Regions from separate parts of the Homo sapiens genome. Here region 1 is linked to region 2. A link is an interaction called in ENCODE POLR2A ChIA-PET data of the cell type or tissue named here. Cell type or tissue: CD4-positive, alpha-beta T cell. All regions are shown on one strand. Links, peaks and the distances in the headings refer to the core of each region. The heading gives the core; the rest is flanking DNA. Region 1 overlaps ARHGAP27 (Rho GTPase activating protein 27). Region 2 overlaps FMNL1 (formin like 1).

Evidence for each region. Peaks named below come from ENCODE experiments on the same cell type or tissue, not always from the same donor. Only the 100,000 strongest peaks of a DNase experiment are listed, where the experiment ranks them.
Region 1: POLR2A ChIA-PET joins it to region 2 with 10 read pairs; 7 of 35 experiments call an interaction of 5 or more read pairs at or near these places.

The regions. Positions count from the first base shown.
Region 1 is chr17:45,409,046-45,411,943 of GRCh38, forward strand. The region is part of intron 4 of ARHGAP27 (Rho GTPase activating protein 27); the gene reads right to left. Among named protein-coding and RNA genes, the nearest start is that of ARHGAP27, 22 kb to the right of the region's middle. RefSeq lists an enhancer at 2,581-2,898. In CD4-positive, alpha-beta T cell, for the core only: no CTCF peak of the experiment used is centred there; a DNase peak (open chromatin) is centred at 1,386; H3K4me3 peaks cover 2,177 bases; H3K27ac peaks cover 2,500 bases.
Region 2 is chr17:45,225,026-45,227,923 of GRCh38, forward strand. The region is part of intron 1 of FMNL1 (formin like 1); the gene reads left to right. Among named protein-coding and RNA genes, the nearest start is that of FMNL1, 4.6 kb to the left of the region's middle. RefSeq lists enhancers at 1-44, 1,235-1,454. In CD4-positive, alpha-beta T cell, for the core only: no CTCF peak of the experiment used is centred there; DNase peaks (open chromatin) are centred at 536, 1,266 and 2,316; H3K4me3 peaks cover 2,500 bases; H3K27ac peaks cover 2,500 bases.

The sequences.
Region 1 (2,898 bases), core at 171-2,670, 180 kb after region 2:
ACAGAAGAGCCTGGAATGAGCTTGAGCTTTCTGAGGAGGAGGGTCGGAGCCACAGAAACCAGGAGATTCCTGGGGAGGGCAGGATGGAAGCAGCGGGGAGAGGAAGGCAGAGGAACCAGACACACCTCCCATCCTCCCAGCTGAACGCACTGGGGCAGGAGTTGAAAGGCTCCACCAGGGGTGGATGAGCTGATAAGGAACAGGCTCTTTGGAGCAGGAATTTCTACTTGGCAGGCTGTGGGCCATGGCTCTGGGTCCACGAGGAGTCCCAGGCCAGTGAGGCTGATGGGGTCCTCACACGAAGGAATGTCCCCAGCAGGTACAGAGGAGATTTCGGAGGTAGAAGTTTAGGTCCCCAGCATGACAGGGCTGTCACAAGGAAGAGAAGATGGGGTATCATGCTGCAGGGGCACAGCAGCATTCCTCTGAAGGAAGCATTCTGAGGACTAGGGCTGCCAGAGACACAGGCTGCTTCTGGAGGTAGTGAGGGGCCCTCACTGGAGGTGACTGAGCAGAGTCTACTCCCTGTTAGGGAAGCCATAGCCCTGTGGTGGGTGTTGAACTGCAGTGTCCTTCAGGCCCCTTCAAACTCTGGAACTCTCGGCAGACCCTGCACAGTGCTGAGATAGAGATGCTCTCCTCTCCTGGCAGAGCCTCAGCTGGGTTCTAACCAGCTCCTGGGGCCAGGTGCAGTCACGCCCTCCACATCCTCTGGCCTTCAAGGAGTTACAGGCGCCTGCCACCCCTACCCTCCTCCTTGCTCCTGTTCATGGAGGCCCAGACAAGACCCAGATGCAGCTCATAAGCAGGGGCCTGACTACGGGATCAATGGCTCTTGGGTCGCATCCTAGAGACAAGAAGTGGCCTTCCGACCTCAGGCCAGAGGAGGAGCCAAGAGGGACCTGGCTCTCAGGCTCCAGGCTGCCCAGCCCCCTGGTACTGCCTTACAGTGGTTCACCCCTTATCTCCAGTTCCCTCCCCTGTCCACAAGCAGGTGGCAGCCCTGCCACTCTTGCCCCAAGCTGACCACCTCTTGGATGGGCAGGGCCTCCGAGAAGGAAAGAGAAAAGGAAGTATGAGCCCCAACTTCCAAGAGGCTCCCTGCTCTAAGCCCCAGCTCACCCAGCTCCTAACAGGGCTTGTGGTAGAGGCCCACCGGGCACCCCTTGACCCCAGCATCCCCTACCTGTGCCGGCAAGGCTCGACTCTGCCTCCTGGTCACTTTGGCGATTATGTCCACCATCCTGGCCCCTCTGAACTGCCGGGACAGAGCCCTGGGAAGGTTTTGGGGGTAGAGCCCAGGGGCACTACCCCAGTGCTGGCACAGGGCAACAGGGAAACAAGAAGTTGCCGAGATGGCGGGAGGCTGAGACTCCAGCCCATTTCCTGTCAGGGCTGCGGAAGTGCTGCCTGAGTTGGGGCGGGTGGGGTGGAGGGGCCTCAGGTTGAGGGTATTTTTATGCTTCTAGAAACACTGCTGGCTGCCCCACTCAGTGCTCTAATGACCAGTGAGCCGCATCCGAGGCCCAGACATAGCCATGGTGTGGGCTGCACAGAGGAAGATCACGGCCAGACCCAGCCACAGCATGAACTGCACAGAGAGAATCACGGCTGAGCCTGTGGGGGAGGGGCGCGCTTGCACAGACAGGGTGGGCAGAGGGGGCGCTGAGTGCTGGGGGCCTGGGCTGGCCTGGAGTGGCTCCTGGGGCGGAAACAGGACAATGAGTGGTTGTCCACTCCCTCTAGGCCCAGGGAGGGTGTAATGGGAAAGAGGAAGCTTGTGGGGGGGAGGGGAAGAGTTCCCAAAGAGGAAGGGGTCTGGGCAGATGTGATATCACAGGGAGCTGGCATCTGGACTGTGCCAGCCCCGAGGAGGACAGGAAGGATTCTGACCACATCACTATCTGCCCGCCTGACCACCTGGGTCTGTCTCCTCCAGACTCGGTCACCAAGATGCATATGCCCTCCCACGCCTGCATGCCCACATGTGCCCACTCTCACTTGCGTGTCCACATACGTGTACAAGTATGCCCGTGCCTGTCCCCTCCTCTCTAAGGACCCAGAGAAGAGGGCCAGGCACCAGCTTCTTCCAGGAGGAAGGTTAAATCTTCTTCCTGGCCTCTCTTCCCTTCACCCCCTCGTGTGGGGATGACAGACCCCAGCCACGCACAGTGGACACATGCCCTGAGTAAGAAGTTACAGCCCCTCCTCTGAGCCCATGGGTCCATCTTGTCTTCCCTCCTCCCTTAGAAGTGCTTCCTCCCCAGGCTTAAGGGCCAGGCAGCACTAAGCCCACCAGCCCACCCCTGCTGAAGTCCACCTCCTTTCCTGGTCAGGCTCTGACCCCCACCCTTCCACTCTAGGCCCATTCTTCCTCCTCTGGCCCCCACCCTGGATCTCTTTTTCTCCCCTGCCATGTCTCTCAGCCCCTCTTCTCCTGTACCCACTGTGGGCTGGGGACAAGGACCCCAAGCAGAGCCAGGCACAGTGTGAATGTGGGGCACGAGACACTTGTAGAGATCACACTAGGAGCAAGACTGGGCCCCATGCCCTGCTCTGCCCACAAAAGCTCTCATACCAGTGTCCCATCCCCTGTACCCGACTCAGAAGCCCAGACCCCAGGGGTAGACTAATCCCCTCCTCGCTATCAGGGTGGAGGACAGCAGGAATCACAGAAGGCTGGAGGCCTCATGCTTATCACACACCTGACCCATCTCTCTGTCCCCACCCTGAGGCCAGGGATGAGGACTCACACACACACACACACACACACACTACACACGTGTGCGTGCATATGACAGGTCACCAAGGGTTATGCAACCAGGCCTCAGAGACAGGAATAGCCTCTGTAAATTCCAGAGAGGCCAGAAACTCTGAGCCACCAGGGAGGAGCTGGGT
Region 2 (2,898 bases), core at 216-2,715:
ACTTACACCTGGGCCTGGGACACCCCTGATCTGCCGGGCAGGGAGAATCCCATAACCTTGGGGCAGAGGGATCAAGGGAAGGTGTCAGGGGTGGTGTACGTGAGGCCAAAAGCCATGCTGGCATCCAGTAGCAGTGGAGAGGAATTTGCCTGATGGGTGCTCTTGGCTTGTGCCCAGAGGCCTGGGTGCCTGGCCAGGCTGTGTGGGGAGGTCAGGATGGCCCCATGTTGGGTGTGGGCCTGGAGTCCTGCTTGCAGCTGGGGCCCTTCCCTTCTGGGGCTGGCAGTAAAGGGCAGGAGGGACTGCAACTGAGGCACTGCCCCCTGGCCACTCCCACCTCCGGGACAGGGCAGATGAAGTGTGGGGACCTGGAGCCATGGGGTCGCTCAGGCCTTATGCCTGCCATTTGCAGGACAGAGGATCTCCGGGGGGATGTGGCCATGTGGTCTGATGTTGGGCTGGGCAGAGGGGAGGGGTGACATTCCCAGCAGGCAGGGCTGGCACATACTAACCCTGGAAAGCCACGGATGTGGTGGGCATGATTCACAGTGACATCTGGGGCTGACTGGCAGAGAGCTGGGTGAGACGGGTAGAAGCAGGTGCTCTCAGGGCTACCTCTGCCTTTTTCCTGGGAACATGGAGCCCTGGAAGGTGGCTTGGGGGGCCTTTGAGGGGACAGGGGTTACTTATGGGAAAGGCAGGGACGTTTCCTGAGCTTTGGGGTCATGATGTTTGGGGGTTGAGATTCATTTTTGTCACTACCTGCATGGCCCTGGACAAGTTACTTAACTTCTCTGAGCTGTAGTTTCCCTCACCTGTAAAAAGAGAATAATAATGGCATCTGCTGGCCTCCTAGGATTGTCGAGAGGGTGAAATAGAGGACTTCGCACAGTGCCTGACACAGAGCAGATGCTCAGTAACCCCCCTCCACTGTGAGAAAGGGGATAAAGCTGGAGCTGATCTGGTCCTCTCCATCTCAGGGCCCATTTAGCGGAGGGAGCCCAGACCCTGCCTGTCCCCTCCCTCCACCTCCACTACCAAGAGCACCCAAGGTTACTGTGCACTCCCCAGGAGCCCCAGATCCTTAGCTAGTGAGGGCCAGGCAACCTCCCCACCGTTATGCAGGTCACCAGCAGTGGGGCCCAGACCGAAAACTGCCTGGTGGCCGGAAACCGCTGGAGGGAGGGCCTACCTCTCCTGGAGGGTGGGGCAGCGATGGTGCTAACGGTAGCAGTGTGCACATGGGAGGGGGAGGGGAGGCCTCCACTTCCCCCTGAGAGAGGGTGTGCTGGTGGGGGGGTTCCCCAGTGAGTAAGAGCTCTGTGTGGGCAACAACAGGAAGCGTGGGGCGCTGGGTGGCAGGAAGTGGAGCTGGCTGTTCCTGGTTCCTCAGATGGGGGATCTGGGCCAGGCTGTCTGCAGAAGACCCCTGGGGGCCAGGACCCACATTTCCCATTCCCCGGCTGCTCCTTCTTTGGAGGAAGCCGGGTCTTCCTTGCTAGCTTGCCACCGAGGCCACCCTGGGCAAGCACCTTAACCTCCTTGAGTCTCAGTTTCCCATTTGTGAAATAGGGATTATAACAGTATCTATTTTGTAGGCTTGTTGAGGTTTAAATGAGTTTTGATGTAAAGTGCTTAGAACGGCACCTAGCACCCAGTGTTTGGGATTGAGAGATTAATTCTGAGTGAAAAAAAGTGTCTGGGGAGCGTTTGTTATTGTTACTGTTGTCGGTGTTGTTTTCCTCCTACCAGCCTGGATGATATAGGTAGTGGCTTCCACCCTGCTTGCCCTTGTCCCAGCTGTGGGGACCCTTGAACTCTGATGGGAGAAGCTGTTAGCTCTTTGGGTCCTCAGCACCTGATCCTGGGGCTGGGTCTCCTCATAGATCTCCTGTAAGCCTGGAATTGCTTATAAGAGCCCCAGAAAATCTATATGCCAAAGTTTAAAAAAGGAGGTAAAATTGATTGTGTTTGGATATGTGCCGAGAACACTACAACTAAGGTTGAGACCATATAGAGGTGGGCAGGTGGCAGGGAGATGGATGGGGGAGTGGGGGCTGGGGGACAGGCTCAGCTTCTGGGCCCATCGGGCTGAGGAAAGCCTGTGGGGCTGGCCTGAGACTGGGATTGATGTCCAAGTTCAGGGGTACCCTGGGGCTTGAAGGGCTAGGCCATAGGGAGAGATGGGCAGGTGGACTGAGACGTAGGCTCCGCTCAAACTGAAAGTGAAACCCTAGGGTGTGGCTGTGTCCAGATGTGGACGCAGCCCCTTCAGCCTCCTGGGACACTGTCTCAGAAGTAAGCACTGGTGTGGGGGAGGTGGGGGAAGGGCTCTTAGCAGTGTCTTTTGGGGGCTGGTCTTAGGTGAGCAGATGCTGGGGGTCCCCTCTCACACTCAGGGCAGGGAGGGAGGAGAATGGTCCCCACACATTCTAATAGAAAGATGTGGGGAATCAGTTCCTTTTCTCGGCCACACCCTAAAAGATGAATCCTGTCTCTTTCCTCATCTGGCCCAAAGCACTAAAGGCAGCAGGGAAAGTAGGCTGAGGCTAGTTAAGGTTTGGCCAAAGCCTTGGAGACAAGTCTGTGTTTCTGGATGTTTTCACAAACTTCTGCTCACCCTACCATCCCCTACCCTGGGGTCTTCCATGGACCCCTGCCCCTCCACCTCTTCTGCCTCTGTGAAGTGCTTCTTCATAGTGTTAGGCCACTGAAGAGCTTTGTTAAATCCAAACTCAGCTTCTCACTGAGTGTTCCAGGAGCTCCGTGAGTGTGAGGCTCCGGTGAGGGAGTGCGCCCATTTTATGGAGGAGGAAGCTGAGGTCCAAGGGGGCAAAGAAGCTGTAGGGCTAGTTGGGCCCAGAGCCTGGGTCTTTTGAAGCCAGCTCCAGGTCCTCC